Regions from separate parts of the Homo sapiens genome. Here regions 1, 2, 4 and 5 are each linked to region 3. A link is a loop called in an ENCODE intact Hi-C map of the cell type or tissue named here. Cell type or tissue: endothelial cell of umbilical vein. All regions are shown on one strand. Region 1 holds the start of HMGA2-AS1 (HMGA2 antisense RNA 1). Region 2 has its middle 23 kb from the start of LLPH. Region 3 overlaps MSRB3 (methionine sulfoxide reductase B3). Region 4 overlaps LINC02389 (long intergenic non-protein coding RNA 2389). Region 5 overlaps MSRB3 (methionine sulfoxide reductase B3).

Region 1 (5,000 bases), 580 kb before region 3:
AAATTTTGCCCTTGACAGCAAAAGTAGATATACTTGTGCATTAATATTGATCAGTCATTATCAATTGACCAGGCACAATTTGGTGAATATGTTAATTTTTCCCAACAGCCATGAGCATGCAAATACAGGCTGAGTGTCTGAAATGCTTGAGACCAGAACTGTTTTGCATTTCTGATTTTCTTCAGATTTTGGAATATTTGTCTTATACTTACCTCTTCAGCATCTCTAATCTGGAAATCTGAAATCCAAAATGTTCTTATGAGCAGTTCATTCAAATATCATGTAACTGCTCAAAAAGTTTTGGATTTTGGAAGATTTCAGATTTCAGGTTTTCAAATTAGGGATATTCAATCTGTATATAAAAAATATGAGAGCCAGATACGGTGGCTCACACCTGTAATCCCAGCACTTTGGGAGGCCGAGGTGGGTGGATCACTTGAGGTCAGGAGTTCAAGACCAACCTGGCCAACATGGCAAAATCTCATCTCTACTAAAAACACAAAAATTAGCTGGGCGTGGTGGTGCGCGCCTGTAATCCCAGTTACCCGGGAGGCTGAGGCAAGAGAATTGCTTGAACCTGGGAGGTTGGAGGTTGCAGTGAGCTGAGATTGGGCCACCGTACTCTAGCCTGGGCGACAGAGTGAGACTGCGTCTCAAACTAACAAACCGAACCACGAGATTATTTTTCCCAGTTTTCAATTGTGTCCTGAACTCTCTATCTTAAACAATGCATAGGTATGAAAATAACAACTGGTACATTGATTTTAATAGGGGAGAATTTATTTGGAAAGCAAGAATGTTTATTGTAAACTGTGCCTCTTTCTGGAAATATTTACAATTTTCAAAGAAGTGGCCTTAGCAAAACTGTTAGTACAGCCCTTGATTTGCAGGTGAAAAAAAAGCAGTGCATAGACATTAACCTAAATTCAAGTTAGGATTAAGGTCAACATTAAGGGGTAAGCAGGACATAGCACAGTGACTAAGTGCATAGGAGCATTTATTAGCTGAGTGATCTTGAACAAGTTATTTAACTTCTCTCTAAGTCTCACTTTCCTCATCACAAAAGGAAGAAATATTTCATAAGGTTGTTGTGGAAACTGAGGTAATATATAGACAGTACTTTGCACAATACCAGACACCCAGTAAGGGCTCAAGAAATGGTATTGTTGTTATCCTTATCTTTAACAAGTGATTCACAACCAGTTAGTGTCAGAACAGGATGCAAAGCACTTTTGGAGTATCTGTTGCTATAAACCGAGTTCCTTATCCTTTGCATCTATCTGGGTCTAAGGAGGCAAGATCACATAGCATTAACATTTTCCACAAATGTGGTGTGATCCATCGCCTTTCCTCTTCTTTCACCCCTAGAGTAAGCCTTCAGCCTCTTAGGAAGTGTTTTCCATCAGAATTTAGCTTTGAAGTTGAACATTTTAAACTCTGTTGGGAAGGTTCAGACGCACATTGACAAAGAAGATAAACAAAGAGTCAGGAAATCTAAACGGGGAAGATGCCATGGCTCACATTACCTGCTTCCTCCTAGTTGGAGTTGAGCTCTTCCTGGAAGCGGGGCAGAGTCTGCCATTTGATTAAACAATTCAACATCAAAGCTGAACAAAAACATATAATCAATCTGATCTTAATTCAAGTGTGCCTACCCCTCCTTGTGAAAAGCAGCCTTGTTTTAAAAAATATTTCCCTAGCAGATCAGGTATTTTTGAACAACTCCCTATCGTTTCTGCTTCACTTCCATCTCAAGTTCTGGTTCACATAACTAGCCAACATTTACTGAGGGCCCATTAAGTGGCCAGGCATTGTGCCAAGTGCTTTGTTTATGCTTTCTCATTTAATTGTCACAACAACCCTTAGAGGTATTTTCTCATCCCCATTTTACAGATGAGATGGAGGCTGGGGAGAGTAAGTCACTTGTCCAGGGTTACACTATTAAGAGCTGAGCGATTAAAACCAAACAGCAGTGGGGACAGGCCCTCAGGAGACATTTCTACTCCTGGCTTGGTCACTGCTCAGATACGTCACATGTCTTCTAGGCCTCAGTTTCCCGGCTTGGAGAGGATGCAGCCTCTCTAGAAGTTCCCTTCCACAGCCTGCGGCAGCTTCCCAGGGCGGGCGGGCTGCTTTGTTTCCACACTCAGCTGCTGTGGCTGGGGCCTCCCTGGGCTCTGCCCTGTTTTGTTTTTGCTGCTGGACCTGCTACAGACGCAACCCTGGCAGCGCAGCCCGGAGCACAGCCGAGGCTTCCTCTTTCTCTCAGTTCCTGGCTGCTTCAGTATGAACAGAAAAGGTGGGCAGGGGCCAACTGGCAGGAGCCTCCGAAATAGCAGCACATGATCCTCCTACCAGCAGCAGAAAGGCCAGCCCGCAAGACCTCGCCGCCTGCCCAGCTCTGTCATTGACTAAGGTTGCTTTTGTCAGTACAGCCGCCAGGGGTTTCCACGCTCATTCCCCTCCGGACAAGGTGGACAGCTTTGGTGATAGACAACTGGGAGGTAAAACTCCACAGAGCCATGCCAGCGACTGACCGCCCAGGGACAGGAGATGGAGACGTTCAGCTGCAAAGGCTACGGAGGAACCCCCGCAATTGGAATCTCTCCATGCCTTCTGCAGCATGGAAACATACTCCGGGACCTACCGGGGCTCTCTCGGGCCACCTCTGAGTGCAAGGGAAAAGAGTGCAGTTCAAGGAAGGGAATGTGTCTGTCATCCCACCACTTGCGCGCAAGGCCAGTTCCGGGATCAGCAGGCTTCCTTCACCAGCACGGGCTCTTCATTAGCAACCACTGGGAGGGAATGTGTGCGGAGTCAGTGAGTGAAGCTCTCCTTCAGCAATTTCTCTCCTCCTCTCATATTTCTCCCCTCTCTCTCTCTCTTTCTCCCTCCCTCCCTCCCTCCCTCCTTCGCTCCCTCTGGGTCCAGGACAATACTCAGGCCAGGACAGTTCCAGTCATAACTGGATCTTTCCATTACTTGGTAGCACACAGGAGGATTTGTTGGAGTGGTTTTTTGTTTTGTTTTGTTCTGCTACTATTAAGCAAGATTGCTTCATAATCCTTTAAGGGTTTTTTTTAGCCAAGTCTTATTTACATATCCTGGCCAGCAAGCACGTGATTAACCCAAGGATGTTGGAGGGAAGGCAGATGCTACATCTGAAAAAAATCTGATTATGTTTCATTCTGGAGATACAAACAGCCGAGCTGTCAAAAGGACAACAGTCTCTTGGGCCAACATGACACCAAACTCTCAAACTCTGGAGACCCTCAGAGACAAGGAGGAGGAGCTGCTGAGGTAGGGGCACAGATGCGAGGAGTTCTTCTCCCTCTCTCCTTCTCTTTCACTATCTCCACTTTGGGGGCAAAGTGTCAGGATAGCCAGAGGTACACATAATCTAATACATGGAAATGGTGGTAAACTGCCTGTCAATTCACCGCACCACCATAATATGTCTAAAATGTGGTGCCTGTCTACAACTTACATGCCACCCAGAAAACAAGCTGCACTGGCATTTCTGCATTGACAGAAAGGACATTTGAAAATTTTCCCTACAGGCATTATTTCAACTGATATTTACGAGTGGTTTTATGGGATAGAATCGTGCCAGTCATATCAAGGAACTTTTCATATCTTTCAACCCATGCTAAGATAAATAGAGCCAGTTATGATTATTCTCATTTCTTGAAAGGTACCTAATGATCCACCAGAAAGTTAAATGAATCCTCACTTATCAGAGGAATTTTTTTTTTAAGTAAAAGAAACCTAAACCCCAAGACCTAGACTCCTGGAATAAGAATCTCTTTACCAGTGAAAATTCTTAAACATTAAATAAGCATTTACCGGGAGATATCGATGAGGTCTTAACTGTACATTGTCTGATTCTGAGGCAAAACATACAAATACAAACACTGAACTAGTACTTCTAACTCATCCTTCCATGCTACCTGCTGTGTGACCTTAAGCAAGTCATTTATCTTCCCTAAGTATACATTTTGTTATCTTTAATATACAGGGACTGTGTTTGAGGTCTCTAATTTCCCATATAGCTCTAAAATGAAATATTTGTTTAATGAAAGAATCTATTAACATTGTCAACAGCAGTTTTTATTTTAATCTTTAAATACAAAGGGCAACACGTGTTTCATGGCACAAAAATCCTTCATTGCCATAACCTCTGAGAGAAATATTTTTGCAAAGTTTTCTTGCTCTTCTTGGGAAAAAACAATCATGCCATTAGGTTCTGTGAGTGAGGAGATGCCAGTGATACAGGATGAGGGATAGAGGTTTTATTTATTTGCTTTGACCTGAAATGCTTTCAAAGTGCTAGGATTTTCCCCGTGAAAAATGCTTTGCTTCTAATATTATCTCCAGTGATCAAGAGTTAGTGTCAAAGGTTTGTGAATGGATTTCAGAATGTGCAAGTGGCACCTCCCATCGTTAGCTGTCTACATTTTTTTATAACCACTTGCATACTTTTGGTCAACCACTGTAAAATAAACAGTCCTTCTCAAATGTTTTTGTTTTCTTTGACAGCACAGCAATAATTCACTTGGAATGCTGCAGAATAGAATAGCACTTTAATGCTGTTGTAAGGATGGCTTTTATGATTTCTATTCATCGAGTTGTTTTTAAGTTAAAAGATACCAGACTGAAAAGAACATAAATCCCTGTGGAGATATGTTATGCTTAGATCTTTGCACCCTGTTCCCACCCAAGGATATATACATAGAATATATGTATAAACACACATCCACATATGCATAAATATATGTGTACATATACGCTCAATATAGACATTTAACACAACATTCACCTAAAGTGTTTACTGTTTTTGTTTTTGTACTTTTGTTTTAAATTTGAGAAGTATAGCATCTAGATTATAGTAGAGTTTTGTGTTCATGCAAATGAAGATGTAAATTAATGTTTATTCCTACCTAGAAAAGTTTCAGGAAAAAAATGTCATAACACACTTTTGCTTACTTGGTACATACTCT
Region 2 (5,000 bases), 800 kb before region 3:
GGGGTTGTATATTTCATAACTTTGGCACTATATTTTAAGTTTCTCCAGGGAGGAGACCATTCTGTGGTTTGATACATCCTACATTAAAATCAGATAAAGAACATGCATTTCTTAAAGGACCTGATACATATTTGGAACTCCTTAAAATCTTTCTTTTTACTTTCTGTTTCTTCCAGCATTACCCAACATGATATCACACAGATAGCAGTCATCCCATAGTTTACTACTTAATAAATTGGTTAGTCTATTGATTCCAGCTTTCCAAAGGGCCTATTATTTTAAAATATTTGACACTAGAATATTTGAACTATTTATCTTCCCTATAACCACTGATATTCTAATTATGATATATTCGGTCCTGATCTTGAGCTATCACACAAAGTTATCAATTTCTAACAACCCTGCATAATGAAAAGATTTCAGGAGCAGAAGATGAAATTTTTTCTTGCCAAATTATATCTTTCTCTGTGGGCCTGTAGTAATTTGCATTGCTGGTTTACGTAGTACAATATTTTAGTGTGTGCTTATTATACTATCTTAACTCCCTGAGATTTACCAAGGACAAATGTGATTTTAATATTATATTGTATTTCATTTCACAGGTTTGTTTCATAACCTCAATAGTTATTTCTAGTTGTGATTCTGTTTCCTTTCTAAATGTGTTAATAAAATGCTTGCATTAAGATTGGCTTGACTCCAGAATCTGATATGGTCATGCTTCAAGTAAGTGATAAAACTCATGACAATATGGCACTTGGAGATGTTTGAATGCATCCTAACTATACAAGTGGGGAAATTCTTAGGTCCTTACAGAGTTAAATTAAGGTCAGACCTGGTTTCCGACACGAAGTTCAGATGTATTGGCAGATCCCCATGCTTGCATTTATTATACTGTAATTTGGGGCTTAAAGAGTTATATCCAGTCCATCCCCAACATCTGGATAGTGTTTATAACGATCACATTTGATCCTAATGTAATTTTGTTGGGGAATTCACTAGAATTCCTCTGTTGGCTACATTACAACTGAACATGAGATCTGCTAAAATATTACTAAAAAACTAGTGAATATCCATAGAGAATACAAAAATAGTTAGATTTCATCTCCCCTCCCCTTCCCTTCCCCGGCCAATAGCCACTAGCCCATCATACTCCCCTATCTGGGCTTCCTTGTTTCCATTGATAGAATGGGGGTGATGCTTTAATAGCAGCTAACATTTGTCAAGGGTTTTGAATCCTGAAAAGCAGAGCAGGCACAAAAATCTTTCAAGGATGATTATTGTATGTGTGCAACCTCAATGGCAGTGTCACAGACTCAACTGATGTAGATGACATGGGCATGATGGCAATTTTTCCTTTCATTTTCATTTTGATTTAGATGCTATTGCATAGAGTTAGGAAGACATTATTTGGGAAAGTAGAGCCAAAGGATTGGTTTTAACCACCCTTCCCCCATCAATGGAAGCCCCAAATGAATCAAACGGAACCTTTTAAGGTTGTAAAGGGAGCCTTTAATTATGTGAGATTGACAAGGGGGACATTTGGGAAGTTTGGCAATGCAGTTTCAGGGCCTCCCAGCCCTGCCAGCAGGAAGATTATTAACATATTTCATGTAATTTGTGCATTGCTATGTACCCTCCTCATGAAATAATTTTAGCATTCAAAAAGAGACAGCTGGGAAGAGGAAAAGACAGATAGGGAAGGACAGAGACTGTAAGAGTCTTTAGAAAGGGAAAATTATTTCATTAAATCTAAAGAGCATATGCTTTTCTGATGTATACCATATGCAAGTCTATGCAAATTATTTAATAGCACTGCACTCAGAGTAATTTCCATTTCCTCCCTAGCTTGTGACGGGACTATTCCTTTTAATCAGATTAGATGACATTCTCCGCAAACTTTTGGGGGTTTTAACTTAATTTGCCATGCTAAGTAGTTAGGGTAATTTGAAATAAAGCAATCAGTGGGCAGAAAAGAATGAAGCCAAACCTCGTTTCTGTCTTTGAGATGAGAGGCTGGCCGGCTGTGTGAGCCCCACAGGACTTCTTTCTCTTCTTCTCTCCTGCTCCTCAGCACCTGAGACCTCAGCAGAGTTTCCAATGGTCAGTTGTGTTGTTTTGATGGCACCTAATCAGGTCTGTTTCCCATCCATGGGGCTCGCGTGCGATGCTGCATTCCATTAGGCCTCCACTGTCACAATTTATGGTGCTGCCTCAAGTAATGATGGAAAAATGAATTCACATTCCTTAAAAAATTTTTCACCTGGGGAGGTCGTGGACACCTAAAGGGGTCTTTGAAATGGTCTGAAGGGGCCCTGCAGATATTCCATTCTAGAGGTTCTGGAGAAAGGGAGCTATAATCATCTAGTACCATGGATGGACAAGAGTTATCAAGGAAAGTCCTGGCAGGAAAGAATTCACATGGGACGCACGCCTGAAGGGACAGCAACCGATCAAGGGCGGCTGTGCTGCAGTAGTGCCAGCCCTTGGCAAAACTGTGAAGCTTGTTTTGGGGCATTGCTCACAGTTCTGCAAGCGGTGTGTTTGTTGCACAATCCCAGAGGGTCCATTGTCTTGTAGTCATAGGGCAATCTGTGTGTTAATACCAAATTTTTCCAGCAGATGGCAGTAAAGGGTCTTGAGGAAGGAGTGACTTCTAAAATCTTATCAGGTTGCAGTTTGGACTAGACTAGAGGGCCATCGGCCTTCCCTTTCACGGTTCTCTGTTTTACGGATGGCGGTGTTTGAGGAAAGGGAAGATTTTAATTGCTTAAACGAATTCCCTGCAAAGTGTTAGCAGATGAGGTTTAAATATCATCTATATTAGGGCTGTTAGGGATTTACTAGCCACCAAGATATAAAAGAGAGAACTTTAATGGTGAAATTTCATGCACTGAGACAAAGAGAAAAAATTGCTTTTTCCTTTCTTTCCTTTTTTTCTTCACACCCACCTTCCTTCCAAGACAATGCTTCAGCTGGGATCTTGGTTTTGAGGCACCGAGGTCGGCTCCCAGGATCTGTTCCTGTAGCACATGGAGGCACTTCTTATCAAAGATTTTTGAATGTAAACAGGCTGCAATCAATTAACTCTTTAAAAATTACTAAGGGCAGGCCGGGCGCCCAGCAATTTGGGAGGCTAGGGTGGGCGAATCACGTGAGGTCAGGAGTTCGAGGCCAGCCTGACCAATATGATGAAACCCGTCTTTACTAAAAATACAAAAAAATTAGCCAGACATGGTAGCATGTGCCTGTAATCCCAGCTACTGTCTCAGAGGCTGAGACAGGAGAATCACTTGAATCTGGGAGGCAGAGGTTGCAGTGAGCCGAGATGGCGCCATTGCACTCAAGTCTGGGCAACAAGAGTGAAACTCCGTCTCAAAAAAAAAAAAAAAAAAAAATTACTAACGACATCATATAACCAATCCAGGATCCTTCCTACATGCAGGGAGGAAAGAGGAATAAAGTTTTCTGAGTGCCTATTGGGTCTTTCCTTTCATTATTTTTCTTAATCCTGGATGCCATCCTTTTAGGTGGTTATCATTTTCCTCATTTTACATAGAAGTAAATGGGTAGTCAGAGAAGGTAAGGCACCTCCAGGAAGTCTCCCAGTTAACATGTGGATTCAAATCTTTTATTTATTTATTTTTATTTTATTTTATTATTATTATTTTTTAATAGAAATAAAGATGGATGTCTCACTATGTTGCCCAGGCTGGTCTCAAACTCCTGAGCTCAAGCGATCTTCCCCTCTTACCTCCCAAGGTGCTGGGATTACAGGCGTGAGCCACGGAGCCCTTCCTGGATCCAAATTTTCACCTGTCTGATCCCAAAGCCCAGCCTCATGTCAGTAGAGTGCTCTACCACATAACTACTAAAGATAGGACTAAAGATGACTTCTTTTTTATTATTTTGAGTTTTTTGTTGTTGTTGAATAGGCAAAATATATACATGTACGACAAATTCAAATACACAGTCGCAAATACATTTCTCTGGTTTCATGCCTTGTCTGGGGCCACCCTCCCACAGGCAACCACAGTTATAGTTTCCTATGTAGTCTTTCAGAAACGTTTTGGGCTTTTATAATATAAGCATATACATATATATCCTTTTTTTCCTTACATAAATGGTAGCTCACGAAACACACTGTTGCGTCTGTCTTTTTTCACTTAACAGCATATCTTGGAGGTGGGCTAAATAATTCTCTTTAAGAGCTTCAGAGTTGGAAATACTTTCCATCTTATGTATGTACCATAATTTTATTTAACTGAAATTGATCTATTTAACTGATATATTTATTCAAATGAGATTGATGACCCTTACAAAGATTACATTGTTAAATGACCATATTCCACTCAGTGTAGCCAGCCTTCAAAACCTTGCTGATGAATGAATGCCTCAAAATTGCAATAAGCATATGGCTTCCCAGAGTGACTTAATATCGGGTAAGCTTCTGAAAAGTTTATTTTGTGCTTTAAAAAGTATTCTCATTTCTAACATATGCATTTGCATGTGCACACACATACATTCTCACCACTTGAACCAGAATTAAAGGTTACCAATGAAAGAGACCAGGGTCTCAAGATGTTCAAGAAAAGTGAGCAGTGCTTATTGGATCTTTATCCCTCTTTTATAGTAGTGAGACAATAAAACAGAGTCTGTGGTCTGTCTAAACCTCAACTCAGCTTCTTTGGAGTAGGATGATTTGGATCAGTAAGAATCAAGTAGGAGTAGATCAGCCTTCCGGGAGAGACAGAGAAGGAAATCACAAAAGAAGCAATTCTATAATCTCTATAGATAAAGAAGGAAATTCCTTTTTAATCCAGTAAACTTTAAGCTATTTAGATAGAAAGAGTCTTTTCATGGCTAATGTGAATGCCAGTCTGCTTTCTATGTTGACACCTTATGAATTGTAACTCTAAAAGTGCTCATCATGGACGAGGTTCTCTACAAAATTTAAAAAAAAATTAGCCAGGTGTGGTTGTGCACACCTTTACTACCAGCTA
Region 3 (5,000 bases):
GGGTTGTAAGGATTGTGGAAATGAATGTTACTCAAAGTAGAGTGGTGATTTATAACCAATTTCCGTCTTCAAATTAGGGCCCAAGTAAAAGAAAATGAAATTTAGCAAAGCATGATGGTGTATCATTTCCTGCAGCAGAAACACCCAGTTGGCCCTGTGCCTTCACTATGTACAGTACAACAAGCAGCAACCTGAGGGAAGCCCACAGGCTCGAAGGGCTACTGGCTGGCTCTTTGTCACCAAATGCAGCAGGTTGAATGCAGACATCACTGTGATATCTTCACCAACAAAACGAGAAGCAAAGAACAGGGGCAAGAGCTGAGTAGGAGAAAAAACAAAAACAAAAATCAAATTAAAACATCACAAATATTAAACACATTCATTGCACAACTGATGGTTACAGTTTTATCTGGAACTGAACACATGCACATACTGCTAATAAATTTCAAACGCCTATTTTTCAGCCCGTGAGCTTACTTTCAATCTAGCTTTATTTGTACCTTAGAGGTAAAATACACACTACATGATAGCAGTGCAATCTGTGAACACAGTTTACAAGAGGTTGAGAAAAGAGAGGAAGTTTAAAAACAGTTGAAAGGAATTCACATTTACTGAGTTCATACCATGTGACAGGAACTGTCTGGAGCCTAATATACACGTTGTATCATTTAATTCTTACAATAAACCAAGGAGGTAGGTTTTATGCCCCAATACGTATGTGAAGAAACTGTGACTCAAAAGTCCAAGGGCACAAAGCAAATAACCAGTGGAAAAAGGACTAAAAAACCCTGCTATACTGACTGCAAAGCCATGTTCTTTCCTTACACCATGCTGCCTTCTTCCAGCAATTATTGGCAAATCTCCCTCCCTGGAGAAGACTATAAAATAATAAGATTAAGAGACACATTTTGTTAGAATTTCATTTTATAAAATAGAGACCCAGAAAACCTAAGGACAATTAAGGGACTTCACTTTCAAAACAGCGTTAAGTTCGAATAAAGCATGGCAAATATGAATTTTCATTTAATTATATGATTTATAATTTCTAGGTCAATCCTGTGAATAATATTCATGATTTAGTAATTCAAAAAGTGTAAAAATGTTTTTTAATGTCTTTGGAAATGAATTATGTGGAAGAATCTAAAAATTGTGTAGATATTAAACTTTAGAGAAAAGTTCAATTCTTAGGATTTTCTTAAAAGTTTTTTACAATATTTCAATTGGTAAAGATTAACTTTAAATGCAAATGGAAAATACTAGATTAATAAACTTCATATATGTTGTTTCAAATTAGCATTTTAAGTGACTTTAACCATTAAATGTCCAAAAATTAATATAAAATTAATGTCTTGTTCATTTCCTGACCACTTCCCCTGCTTCCCGCCCCAAAAAAAGTCTGTTCCGGACTCTTCTGACCTCCTTGAAGAACAAACATATAATAAACAGTAATATATTTTACTAAATCACTCTGGAGTATATCTGACAGAAATCTGCTTGTATTAACATGCCTGAACTCTGACTTCCCCAAACTAAACTCACTACAAGACTAAAACATTTTTGTGTTACTAACTGCAGACAAAGAGGAGGGAAAAGGAAGGTAAGTATCACAATGCACAGCCTGAAAGAACCATTAAACATAAATAAACATGTCATTTTCACGAGTGACTGCAGAGCAGGGAAAAGAGAGCATTCCTTTGGAGCAGACTACTGACTAATAAAAGATCAAAGGTCTATACCTCACAACACTATAAATAAAAATGTATTTTTTCCCTGTGACCCTTCTCTGTGAGGAATAAAGCACACACAGTAAATGTAATTACTTAGCAAAGCTGCAGTCTCACTGTGCTTCCACAGCTGACCATAAAACGTCTTCCTATTCTGTTTCATCAACTCCTGTACCAGGCAGCCTGGGCGCCTACCAACCACGGTGGCCATCTGGCTTATGTCAAAGCCAGCGCACAGGAAGAGAGGCAGTGATGTCACTCTGCAGGTCAGGGAAAGAACAAAGATGCATTCTACAATTAAAACCTGAGGGCCACAAATACCGGGAGCCCTCCAGCATGATATGACTGTGTGATTTAATATTCTGTTGCCTGTATTTCTACCCAAATAGCCAGGGCTCCATCTAGTGGCAAATTAGTTTTGCCCAGCTTTTTGAAAATAGACCCAGAAAGTACATACATTAGCACCAACAAAGTGGGGCAACTAAAATGACTACTTTTAGAGCAGTCTAGTCTTTCTATACTGAAGAATGCAAAAAGCACAATTTGTCACACTGTTCTCCATTTTCTAATCCTAAAAGAATGTGTTTCATAGGTTAGGATTTGATATTATCCGAATTATTTTAATGCCTGCATGGATAGTAGAAAAGGATTGAAGTTTGCAAAATGCATGCAAAGTAGCATTACTCATAAACCACTCTGAAAATATGTAGCTGAGACATAAAGTGAAAACCAGTTCTAAAGAATGGATGTATGCATCTGGATGCCTTGGTTACATCAAACTAATACTCATACTTCCACAGAACAAAAGAATCATAGTTAATATGGCTCTAACATGTATTTTTATACTGAAATGATTTAACAAAATTATTTTAGCTCATGTTTTCCACCTAATTAATGTTTGCGGTAAATAAAATAAAACACTTTAACAAACAGATCTAAAATACATATATTTGCATGAAAGATGGGATATCACAATGGATGTGTGTGATCCGTGAACACAGACCATCTGGGTTTGAATGCTGGTCATGCCCATAGCCAATTCTGTGACCTTGGACAACTTGCTTACCCTCTCGGGGCCTCAGTTTCCTCACTTATAAGATAATGATTAAATAAGTTAATTGGTTAAAAGTGCTTGGTACAACTCCTGGGACATAGTATATGCTCAGGAAATGTTAGCTATTATTATTTAAATATGCCAAATATTTGCTAGTTTTAAATGCATGAATTAGAAAATTGTAACAGTACATTTATATCCACTCCTTCTTAGAGTTAACAAGCTATTCTCCAAAGAATCCTATTTAGGCCAGAAAACCACTACTTGATAGGTTTCCACAGTAAATTATTCTAATGAAAACAAACAACAGAGAAATCCTAAAGATAACAGTTGACTGTGCACACAGCATGTGCCATGCACTGCTCTAAGCATTTCACATTTATTAGCCCTTTTAATCCCCACAACCTCATGAGGTATATACTATCATTTTCCCCTTTTTAGACACAGAGACTGAGGCATAGGGAGGTTAAGTAAATGGCCTAAGGTCTTACACTTAGTAAGGGGCAGGGACCTTAAGTAATTGGGTAATCTGATTGATACATGTGAACTCAGGACATTCACCTCCAAAGCCAGTGCTCTTGACCACTACACAACTGGCAATGAAAAGCCTTATGATGCACCAACCAACTCTAAATACTCTGATTCCATGTTTCCCCACTAGGTAGTATGACGAACATGTAATAAGGAAACTTAATTCAAGAAGATTACTTGATGGCCAGACGAGGTGGCTCACACTGTAATCCCAGCATTCTGGGAGGCTGAGGTGGGCAGATTACTTGAGGTCAGGAGTTCCAGACCAACCTGACCAACACGGCGAAACTAAAAGTACAAAAACTAACCAGGCATGGTGGTGGGCGCCTGCAATCCCAGCTACTCAGGAGGCTGAGGCAGGAGAATCGCTTGAACCTGGGAGGCAGAGATTACAGTGACCTGAGATTGCGTACTGCACTCCAGCCTGGGCAACAGAGAAAGACCCTGTCTCAAAAAAAAAAAAAAGAAAAATAACAAAAAAGAAGAAGATTACTTGAAGATTCTCTCCCTTGACATTCTCAGATTTCTAGACTTGATATTTCTAGTTCCACCACATGCAACTTCAACTGCTTTCAACTTCAACTTTTTCTTTAAATTCTTTGGAAATACCTTCACAATCTGTAAAGCTAACTCTATGTTAATCTACCAAAACTTCAAAATGTTGACAATGTACTTTTGAGGACCAAACAAACTAACAGCTACTTCCACTCTCAGATCACCTAAATTGAAGTTTCAATTCGGCAGCTTTCACCCGTTTGTATTCCCTGAACTGTCTGAGTGAAGGCCATTGCCAGAAACAATCCTAGTCCTGAAAGCAAAAGCTTAGCATTAAACACCCTGTAGAAATCAGCATTGAGCAAGGATCACCAGAAAATCCATAATTCTCCAAGTTTATTCTCAACTTCCTCACTTTCGCATTGCCTTTTATTCAATTAACTACATGGATGAATGACATTTACAGATAATCCATCCACCTCGGCCTCCCAAAGTGCTGGGATTACAGGCGTGAGCCACCATACCCAACCTAATCAACATGTTATTTTTTTAAAAGCCAGACAAGATGTCTCATGAATCTTCCTAATCTCCCAAAATATCTGGTAGATAATTTTGAAAATAGTGGGCATTTAAAAATACTGACTGCACAATACCTAATGAGCAGTATCACATTATGTGTTAAGAACAGAATTAGATTCCATAATTGTCTATAATTTCCTGCTTAAAACATTTTGATGATTCCCCCTTGTATATCACAGGGTTCTCCAAACCATGTTCTGAGAAACATAATATAGCCGCTCCTTCCACAAGTTTAGCAGTCAAATAGTCATGGAAATGCTAACCAATATAAAGGGTCTGAGAAGTCTTCAATAGATATGGCTGCTTAACTTCGTCTCAATTGGTGCCTCTGAAATGTTTCTCATCATACAAAACCCCTTTCTGTCCTATCACCCAGCCCCCAGAACACATTCTGATAAATCCTTCTGATAAAGCCCAAATTCCTAAACAAAGCATCTAAAGTATCTAAAGTTCTACACTCAGCTGCTGCTGAACTCTTCAGCCTTTTCCCTTGCCATACCTCTACAACCCACCGCACCCCACACTCCTGCCATACTAACATGGTGGTAATTTTTGTAATAGGTCAGCTGTTTCCTATTTTCACCTCCATGTCTTCGTTCCAGATCCTTACTATCTTT
Region 4 (5,000 bases), 420 kb after region 3:
CTCAAAGACGTAAAAATAGAAATACCATTTGAGAAAATAATCTGTACAACAAACCCCATGACACAGGTGTACCTATATAACAAACCTGCGCACGTACCCCTGAACTTAAAATAACAGTTAAATTAAATAATAAATAAAGTACAGGATGGATCTCGGCTACTCAGAAGGCTGAGACAGGAGGATTACTTGAGCTCAGGAGTTTGACAGCAGTTTGGACAACATAATAAGATCCCATCTCAAAAAATTAAATTAGGCAGGCATGGTGGCTCACAACTGATTGTAATCCCAGCACTTTGGGAGGCCGAGGCAGGTGGATCACCTGAGGTCAGGAGTTCAAGACCAGCCTGGCCAACATGGTGAAGCCCCGTCTCTACTAAAAATACCAAAAAATAGCCAGGCATGGTGGAGGGCACCTGTAATCCCAGCTACTCAGGAGGCTGAGGCAGGAGAATCACTTGAACCCGGGAGGTGGAGTTTGCAGTGGGCCGAGATCGCACCATTGCACTCCAACCTGGGCGACAAGAGTGAGACTCCATCTCAGAAAAAAAAAAATTAATTTAATTAAAATTAAATTTAAATTTAAAAATAAGCAGTACACGGCCAGGCATAGTGGCTCACACCTGTAATCTTAGCACTTTGGGAGGCTGAGGCAGGCAGATTGCTTGAGCTCAGGAGTTCCAGGCCAGCCTGGGCAACATGGAGAAACCGCGGCTCTATAAAAATGTTTTTAAATGAGCTGGGTGTGGTGGCACATGCCTGTGGTCCCAGATACTTGGTGGGCTGAGGCTGGAGGTTCGCTTGACCCTGGGAGGCTGAGATTGCAGTGAGCCAGGATGGCACCACTGCACTCCAGCCTGGATGACAAAGTGAGACCCTGTCTCCAAAAAATAAATAAAAATAAGCAGTACACAATGGAAAAAAAAAATTTGCTTGACACTGATTCTGAGAAAAAAAAAGACTTGGGAATTTAAATCTACCTCAACCACAAATGAACCAATATTGTTATAGTGTATAAAAAGTTGATATAATCTTATTCAATGGAAGCTTCCAGATCGAGTGCAGTAATTGTCCCTATACCTTGCATGAATTGGACCTCACCTGGAATGTTATGTCTCATTCCAGGAAAGACACAGTAAGAACACTGACAATCCCAACTGTCTCCAGGAGATGCTCTGGATTGCTTAGCACAGGGCCTTGGCCCTAAAGCTGCTCAATAAATAAGGACTGAATTATCCCGAATCAATCCTTCATCATCCTTCCTTCCTATCTCCTGAATTGATGAGGAGTCTGGAAATCATGAAAAATGATTAAAGGAAGTTGAAGGGAGGCAACTTCTGGCTTAATATAGAATATGATTTCTAACAGTGCTGCCGCACAAGGAAATGAAACGCCCAACCAAGTAGGGATCTTAGTACAGAGAGTGTTCCAGCAGGTGAGCACTCATGTACCAAGGATGTTACCAAAGGATTGCTTGCAGTAAGTGGGAGACTGAAGCAGGTGACCTCCAAGAGCTCTTTCAACTCTGAGGTCCCTGAAACAGATGTCAGGGTCTGTAGAGGGGATCTCCATGGCCAGCTCAGGACACTGTAGGGCTGGCCCTCCTCCCTCCTCAATGTGAGCCCCTACTCTATATGCTGAGGAATTCCTCAGAAGGTGACTTTACTGACCTGAGGAATTCCTCAGCATATAGAGTAGGGGCTCACATTGGGGAGGGGTGCTGGGCTTCAGCGGCAGCTTTACCCTTTGTGCAGCCAGGGATAGCCACCTGGTGGGGCTTGTTATGACAGAGTGACCTGCACTGGACACAAGGTAGTGTGTATGCCCTAAATCAGACAGAACATTTATTTTCCCTTACTTACAATAAATCACTCTACTTGTTTTAAAAGGAAGCTGGGCCAGGTGAGGTGGCTCACGCCTGTGATCCCAGCACTTTGGGAGGCCGAGGCGGGCAGATCACTTGAGGTCAGGAGTTCGAGACCAGCCTGGCCAACATAGTGAAACCCTGTCTCTACTAAAAATCCAAAAATTAGCCGGGCGTGGTGGCGCTCGCCTGTAATCCCAGCTACTTGGGAGGCTGAGGCAGGAGTATTGCTTGAACCCGGGAGGTGGAGGTTGCAGTGAGCCAAGATCATGCCACTGCACCCCAGCCTGGGTGACAGAGCAAGACTCCGTCTCAAAAAATAAAAATAAAAATAAAATAAAAGGAAGCCGTTTTCGAAGTCATTCTTCAAGAAATAATGATCCTTAGCTGGGAACTTTGTACCTGGGTGCCCCTTATTCAAATGCCACGTCTATATACTTTTTAAACTTTACTAGATTAGAGCACAGGTGAAGGAGGTAACAATGGGACCCATTCTGCCTTTCCTCACACAAGCACTCAGTTAAGAGTAAAATGTCCAGCGTAAATTGCTAGAGCCAAAGCAGCTGGAAAATATTTCCATGAAGCAATAGTGACATCTAGTGGTCAGATGAAATAATCACACTCCTGCTCACTTCAAGTGAAGGAGGGAAAAACAAAACCCCAAGCCTTTTTACTCTCCTTTTATACCTCTTATCCAACCATACCTGACAGGGAATTGGTTGAAAAATCAAAAAAGTCAGTAAAACAGAGAATCATTAAAATTATACATGCAGAGCTCACTAAACACTTTAACCTGGAACATACACCTAACTACGCATGTATTCACCAATCATGTGATGCATGGCCAGGGTCTCTTTCCTGAATGCAGATCCACCAAGTTGCTGCTAGTCTCTGTTGCACAAACCAAACCATTGTACATCATATACAGTGCCCAGCGTTTGCTTATTATATGGTGAGAACCTTAAGACACTTGTGAAACAAAATTCCCTCCGCTGATTTTTATGATTTTTTTTCTCTTATAGTTGTCTCTCTCACCTTTTATTCAATGATGCTTTTTTGGTAACTCAGTTTTATCGAGCCTTTCCAAAGCTTTCATCTTAGATTTTATAGGAACGGCAACTCTTTCTCTTTGTACTCATATTTCATCTGTTTATTAACTATCTGATCAAATACAAATCCTCCAAACATAAACAGGAACAAATGAAATGGAAGGAAGATGTTTATTTCGATAAGGCTTACCTATGTTCATTTTTTTCCTAAGCCAGGGGGCAGGAGTATTTTTAAATCTGATTTAAATTTCCAACGTCCACTGCAATTATTTCATTTCACCTCTCTCTCTCTTTCCTGCAGCGCAATTTCCCCCACCTCCTTCACTTACAGCCCAAACTCCCATCTCCTGTTCAAATGGAGTAGAGATTCCGTCACTCTCTCCCACCTCTACCTGCTGTACTTCCCCACACCAGCTTCTCAACATTCCTGTTTCTTCAGCCTTCCTTCTTATCTCAAAGAAGAGGAAGCTCCCAAGTGTGCATTTACCATTTGGTGTTTGCCTTTCGTTCACCCAACTGTCCTTCCCTGCGGGACTTTAAACTCCGTGAGGGAAGGAATGTGACTTTACTGGTCTGTGAAGCTCCAGAATCCCATCCTGGCCTGAGAACATTGCTCTTAGTGTCAATAATATGAGGTCATGGCTCACTGGAGAATCGGGATAACACCGAGGAGAGTGGTTAGTCATGCCTTTGGGAGACCTTGAGGAACACAGGTCGTCTACCAGGAGAAGCCGTAATGTCATGTCCAACTCCAGCTCAGAGTTTTGTGAACTCAGTTGTAACTACGATTTTTCAGTTCCCAAATACCTTGTCAGTTCTCCCTTCACATGGCAAAACACAGTGTGTTAACTAAGGAAGCCAAGCAGCAAACCCATGGTGTCTCTTACTCTGACAGTCCACCCTATCCCTTGACACTATCCCAGACTTTTGACTTGAAAGCGTAGCCTAACACCTTTAAAGAACCAAGGCTAATGAAGTTTGCATATCTTTAGGGAAGTCCAAGTGCCTTTCACTGGGCCATCAAGTGCTATTGGCAAGAAAGATAAGGCAATAGGAGAGCCAATGTAAAGCAATTTGTTAAGATAATAGAAGAAATGGAAAGGCATTATGCTAATGTTCGCAAATGTATGCCCAATTAAGGCAAATCTGCCTTGGGGCGATAATGCCTGATCCCTGCATTGGACAGAAAGGAATATTTGGAAGTTTTTCTGCCAGCCTAGTCAAATTCAATTCTGTGTGAATATTAGCCCTTGTGAGTAATAACAGACCTCTTTAGCATCCACTAATTCATATTCTTTAACACACCATCATTTTTCCCTCAGATTAGAAACATACTTTTTTTTCTCTTTAGGCTAAAACATGCCATTGTTCTGACGTCCTTTCCGGCTTTATCTAAGAGTGAAAAACAATGCCAAGCGGCCCTTGCCTCTTTCATACACCATGCCCATTAGCTGTACCCCTGTTAATGGGTCTTGGCTTCCATTTCCTGCAAAACTATGACTTTTTAATAATCATGGCCCTTTTGTTCCCAAAGCAACTTAAAAGAGGAGGGACACCAGTGTGGGTCACTGTATTTTAGGATCTAGTTGCCCATGTGGTGTGCACACACCATGAGAGGCCAGCAGTTGTTCCAGTCCAACCCTGACTCTGAGAGAGAAAGATTTTCTGAGTGTCTGTAGTACAATATCCTCTCCCGTTGCCTCCCAGATCACAATCTTCCATTACATCACATTAGTGCAGTGGTTTGGGGGTTGGGGGGACAGGCTTTTAGAAGGACCGTCACCAAGTGGTTAAGAATAAGGGAGCTACAGCCACACACCCAGGTTCAATTTCATCCTCTGCCACTCTCTGGCTCTATGACCTTGAGAAAGTAACATCCTCTCCAAGCTCCAGTTTCCTCATCTATTGCAGAAGAAGGAACACTAAAGCCAGGCGTGGTGGCACGCGCCTGTAGTCCCAGCATTTTGGGAGGCCAAGGCAGGAGGATCACTTGAGCCCAGGAGTTCAAGATTACACCGAGCTATGATTGTGCCACTGCACTTCAGCCTGCGTGGAAAAGTGAGACCCTGTCTCTTAAAAATAAAAGAAGA
Region 5 (5,000 bases), 120 kb before region 3:
TACTTGTTTGAGTCTCTGCTTTCAATTCTTTTGGATATATAACTACAAGTGGAATTGCTGGATTATATGGTAATTCTATGTTTAATTTTTTGAGGAACTGACATATTGTTTTCACATTAAGTGTACCATTTTACATTCCCACTAGTATAAGATTCCAATTTTTCTACATCCTCTCCAACACTTATTATTTTGTTGTTTTTTAATAATAGCTATCCTAAGGGACTCAGAATATATTTTTAATGAGTCACTGACAAATTCACAAATCCCTTTATCTCAGATTTACTCATAAAAGGATTAGAGGTACAATATTTGTCTGGAGAAAGACCTTTTCCACTGCATAAAAACGCTCACATTGGCTATCTAACATGTGGCCCCAGCATCATTAGCAACATACTCAAAGCAATTAAGCCAACAGGCTTGAACCACTGCTTCTCTGACTGGTACAGATCTGTCTCTAACTGCTTTAAGAACTAACTATTCTAACTAATGGAAAAAAACATCTGTAAAAAAAAAAGCTACAAATGGGGATGGCGGGGGATGGGGAGACAGGCTGTAATGCCAGATATCTTTGTTCCTATCTTCATCTGCTAAAAAGGTGAGTCAATCCATTTACCTTAGTCAGGATTAGAAGAGCTAGGAGGGGATATAGATAAAGAAGGAAATTAATTGCTTTAATTGTCAGCTTGTGTTAACATATATATCTCTAAATCCCCATTTCAACTCTTATTTTTTGTGGAACCATCAAGCTTTTCCCCCCTTTTAAAATTTTGGAATCCATTCATCTTTCCTTGCCACAAAACAGTCCTGTGCCAGAATCTGGTTCTTTTCTCAAGGGTATAACATTTCAGCTTGTTATAAACAGCATATGGATATAGATTATGTAATGATAATGTGTGCTACATTCCAAGGACTTACATTTTCTGCATATATGTGAATAGCAAGTAATTTTGCATTGATTTTTTTCTACTCTCAAAATAATATACTAATCAACTAAAACATTAACTTGGTGTATTCCTTTGTGTTTTATAGACAGAATCCCTTCTTTTATTGATTTAAAAGTTTAAAAAAGTTATGTGTTGAAGGAGCCATAATACAAATAATATATAACTACCTAGCTTTTGGGGTAAAATTTTAGATTTGTTCTTAAAGAAACCAAAGATACTGAAGTCCAGTGAAAGATTTCCTAATAACCAACTTCCGAATAATTTGTTAGTGTCAATATTCTACTAGCCTTACATTTTGTGTTTGTCCCATGCTGTTTGAATGTAGCCAAATAGCACATCCAGACTTAGACTTCAGTCTCTTCTGTGCATACTCAGCTACTGCCATTTATAAACAGAAGAGTTAGGCATTATCTTTTAAAACACACAAAGACTTGTGCATGCAGATGAAGCTCTGCACATAAGCGGAGTGTGTATTATAATAATCACTAAGAATTTCTGAAACTCGCATGTCAAAAAGTATCATGTTCACTTCCCAGGATTTTTCAAATAGGAACACACAATGGTTCTGGCTTTCCACTATAACCTGACTTTCACCTCCTTCAAAAAGAACTTTAAAAAAAGAAGAAGAAGAAAAAAGTAAAAGGATATCTGAAGACATTTCTCATCGATAGCTACATGGTCCAGTATATTTGTAATTCTATCCCCTTTTCCTTTATACCAAACGAGTGATGAAAACCTGACAGGAAAGGCAAGAAACATACTAACATTAAATCGCTGGGATGTATTCACAGAAATAGACAGAAACGGGCCTAAGTAGGCACAAAAAAATTAATGCTGGAAACTGTATAGGCAGCAAGTGAAAACCTCTCTGTCATGACAGGAGGAGGTTAAAAAGTTTAAGAAAATTTCTGAATAAAATTACTAAGACTAAAGCAATGAAAGAGATTGATTTTTCAATTTTCTTGAAAAACAGGAGTCAACCTGTGACCCAGCTCCCCAGGTATTACATGCAGGCCTCAGGAATACAGTCATTTAGGAAGTAACTGCTTCAAAGAGTCCAGCTAAAACTACAAAGACGTGAAATTCCAATCAGACACCAGAAATTCTTTGGGGAATAAAAGAATTTTATGACTCATAAGATGAAAATCTCCTGAATACTCACTAAAGTAATCTAATGAAGTATTGTCACTAGGAAAGGAGTTTGATGAATTTATGTGTTATGTAGGCAAATTTTAAGCAAAACAAGAAATTGAGCAAACTTGAACTTGTATTCATTTCTAAGTTTTCCTCTCAGGGTAAAACTAACTTTAAGGGCACCAGACTTGCCTGTATGAAGTGGCATTCTGTAGGATGTCACATTTTTAACTTCTAGGATTCTAAGCAAAATTTCACATCCATTTTTAAAAACTAGAACAGGTCAGCTTAGGAGTAGGTCCAGGATTCAAATGTGAGTCATTTTGAAGGTTCTTAGTCTTCAAATTTAATACAATTTGAAAGAAGCTATAAGAATTGAAGGCAAAGGCTTAAGACAGATGCCAACGTAATAAGAAAGAAGGAGGTCAAGTTTTTCCTGAGGAAATTAACAAACAACAAAAACTAGAGATGCGATCATTTTCTTGACTTTCAGATGATGCTTAAGCATAGGAGAAAATCAACACCAAGGAGGCTACCCTGACCTTACTACTTTTTCCATTTATTTTTAACTTAATTCCAATTCAAAATTTTGCCTGTTCTATATGAAATTCTTTTCTAGTAACAGGCTGTAAAAATACAGCAAGCAATGAAAGCCCTCTGTTTAATCTTTCCCAGGGACAAACAGAGTATAATGTACAATATGTATTATAACTATGTGTTAGATTGCAAATTACTCTTATTTAATTTAGTCTAGTGCTTAGCTTCACCTCTGAAATATCAGTCTGCATCCTTCTATTTTGGTTTGATTCTATAGTCCACTTAAAACAGTAAATGTTTACATTAAAAGGACAAGAGAATGTGTGATGTATTTTAACTGTCAGAAGTGTTGTGAACAGCAGCAGCTGGAAGAAGAATGTGTCGTCCACTTCACTGTTACCCTGAAGCCTTTTAGATTCTTCAAACCAGCACTTACATCCTTCAGTGCTCAGGAAAGAAGGAAGGAAGGAACAAAGAAAGAAGGAAGGAAGGAAAGCAGGCAATTCAATTGTCATCTCTGAAAAAAAAATGTAGTAAAATTTCTAGAATTTACATGTGATCTTTGCATTGGATTCTACACTAACTTTCTGCTAGTGCAGGGACTGAACTGGTCACTGGAAATGGAGCTCTTCTTTCATTATTTTAGGTTGCTGGATCATACTGAGATAAAAACCAGAAGCAAATGAAACAAGCTCTAAGCTTTACTTAGAGGTCTGTATGAACTGTGCATATCCAGTTCCTCTGCAATCATCATTCACATCATCCTGAATTCATTATGATATAGCTGTTGTTAAAGGCCTACTCATAAGACCAAACACTGAAAACAATTTCCTTCCTTTAATATTTCCAGATCTGGTAAAATCCCACTAATAAAACTGGAGAGAAATGTATGACACTCTTACTCTTATTGCAGTGGGCCCAGTGGGAACATGGCTGGAGAGAAATGAAGCCTAAGGATATGCTGGAGGATAAGGACAAAATATGCAGAATTTGATTTCAGGCTTGACACATTCAGTTCAAGAAATATTTGAAGGTGGACAAAAACCTGCATGATCCAACTCCTGCCTACCTCTCCAAACACATCTCAAACCACTCTTCCCCTTGTGCTTCAACCACACTGGTCTTCTCTTGGTTGCCGTAACATATCAAATACTTGCTTTCTCTTCTGCTTTGAACACTCCCCCAAGCTCTTTGTGTGGTTGTATTCTCATACTTTCGACCTTGGCTCAGATATCACCTCCTCAGTAGGCTTTCCCTGAAATGCCTATTTAAATGAGCGTCTCCCTCCACCTACCACCATCATTCCCTATCATGGGATCAACAATATCAAAGGGTTAAATAGATCCTTTCTATTTCCTGCATAGCTCCTATCAAATATCATCCCATTTATTTGTTTCCTTGTTTAGTAACTCCTTAATAGCAGGAGCCCTGTCTGTTTGCCACTGTATCTCCTGTCCCTAAGGCAGTAGATATTGACTTAATGGATGTGTTTAAAACTATACTAGAGGCCAAGGGTAAAACAAGAGGCAACCATACAGTCCCACCCTCAAAAAAATTATAAAGACAATAGAGACTGGTAAGTAATCATAAGAGAGCTGTTTTACAAGGGGCATATAATTCTAGTAGAAAGAAACCCCATGTCTATCTTATGGGGAAAAAAAGGATATTCCAAGGGAGGACACCCCATATGTAGGGGCACGAAACAACAATAACAGCACAATGCATTCTGGGGAATTAGTTTAGCGTTTTCTAAAATACCAATTGCTAAAGATGGGGGTGGGAAGTAGAGAAATTGAACATAGACAGAGAAAGGTCTAGGTCATGAAAGCCTTTGATTGCATGCAAAGGGAGGGATATTTCATCCCATAGTCAATTAGAAGCCCTTGGAAAAACTCTGGGCAGAGGGGTTACATGATTAGATTTGCTAGTGCCAATAATGTCGTACTCCTGTTTGTAAACTTATTTTAAAAACTCACTTAATTAAGGAAGGGCCTGAGTCTATGCTGTACCATATATACTCAATGCCCAGTCCATTAGAGCAAGTGTTGAATTGGTGTTTAAAAGAATAAATGAATAATAGGGATGTAACCACAATGGCAGAGTAGGAGATATCAGCTTTCTCCCTTTAGCACCCCCAAAATAAACATAGACAGCTATCTCCAAACAAAATAACCCCAGAGAGTCCCCAAGATCCTATTTAAGATTTTGCAACAATACAGTGGAGCAAAAAAAAAATATACACACAGAAAATAAATAACTGGTAAGATCAGTATACCTGAGATGCCAGGATATTGCCCAGAACAAAGAAGAATAGCAGAGGTTGTCTGAATCAGCCATGTGGTGAAAACCACCATGGTCCTCAGCAGCCTGCTCTGCAGATGACAA

What was found. Peaks named below come from ENCODE experiments on the same cell type or tissue, not always from the same donor. Only the 100,000 strongest peaks of a DNase experiment are listed, where the experiment ranks them.
Region 1: a loop joins it to region 3, with 4 times the contacts of the local background. A loop is called at or near these places in 9 of 110 quality-filtered maps.
Region 2: it touches region 3 in a loop (7-fold over the local background); 21 of 110 quality-filtered maps call a loop at or near these places.
Region 4: it touches region 3 in a loop (9-fold over the local background); 5 of 110 quality-filtered maps call a loop at or near these places.
Region 5: a loop joins it to region 3, with 4 times the contacts of the local background. A loop is called at or near these places in 3 of 110 quality-filtered maps.

The regions. Positions count from the first base shown.
Region 1 is chr12:65,879,538-65,884,537 of GRCh38, reverse strand. All of the region lies in intron 3 of HMGA2 (high mobility group AT-hook 2), which reads right to left. It overlaps HMGA2-AS1 (HMGA2 antisense RNA 1), which reads left to right and starts at 2,213. Exons shown (of 3, transcript NR_158985.1): 1 at 2,213-2,820. In endothelial cell of umbilical vein, a CTCF peak has its summit at 2,443; DNase peaks (open chromatin) are centred at 1,357, 1,487, 2,317 and 4,457; H3K4me3 peaks cover 395 bases; H3K27ac peaks cover 3,671 bases.
Region 2 is chr12:66,105,207-66,110,206 of GRCh38, reverse strand. No RefSeq gene overlaps it. Among named protein-coding and RNA genes, the nearest start is that of LLPH, 23 kb to the left of the region's middle. RefSeq lists an enhancer at 2,416-2,917. In endothelial cell of umbilical vein, a CTCF peak has its summit at 2,622 (motif pointing right); a DNase peak (open chromatin) is centred at 2,646.
Region 3 is chr12:65,303,847-65,308,846 of GRCh38, reverse strand. It overlaps MSRB3 (methionine sulfoxide reductase B3), which reads right to left. Exons shown (of 7, transcript NM_001031679.3): 2 at 192-318. The coding sequence starts at 267. Among named protein-coding and RNA genes, the nearest start is that of MSRB3, 28 kb to the right of the region's middle. In endothelial cell of umbilical vein, a CTCF peak has its summit at 2,129 (motif pointing left); DNase peaks (open chromatin) are centred at 116, 666 and 2,026; H3K27ac peaks cover 3,435 bases.
Region 4 is chr12:64,888,528-64,893,527 of GRCh38, reverse strand. All of the region lies in intron 1 of LINC02389 (long intergenic non-protein coding RNA 2389), which reads right to left. Among named protein-coding and RNA genes, the nearest start is that of LINC02389, 7.3 kb to the right of the region's middle. RefSeq lists enhancers at 3,391-4,032, 4,033-4,675. In endothelial cell of umbilical vein, a CTCF peak has its summit at 2,470 (motif pointing left); a DNase peak (open chromatin) is centred at 2,447.
Region 5 is chr12:65,428,162-65,433,161 of GRCh38, reverse strand. All of the region lies in intron 5 of MSRB3 (methionine sulfoxide reductase B3), which reads right to left. Among named protein-coding and RNA genes, the nearest start is that of MSRB3, 150 kb to the right of the region's middle. RefSeq lists an enhancer at 1,430-2,629. In endothelial cell of umbilical vein, no CTCF peak of the experiment used is centred here; a DNase peak (open chromatin) is centred at 2,051; H3K27ac peaks cover 3,769 bases.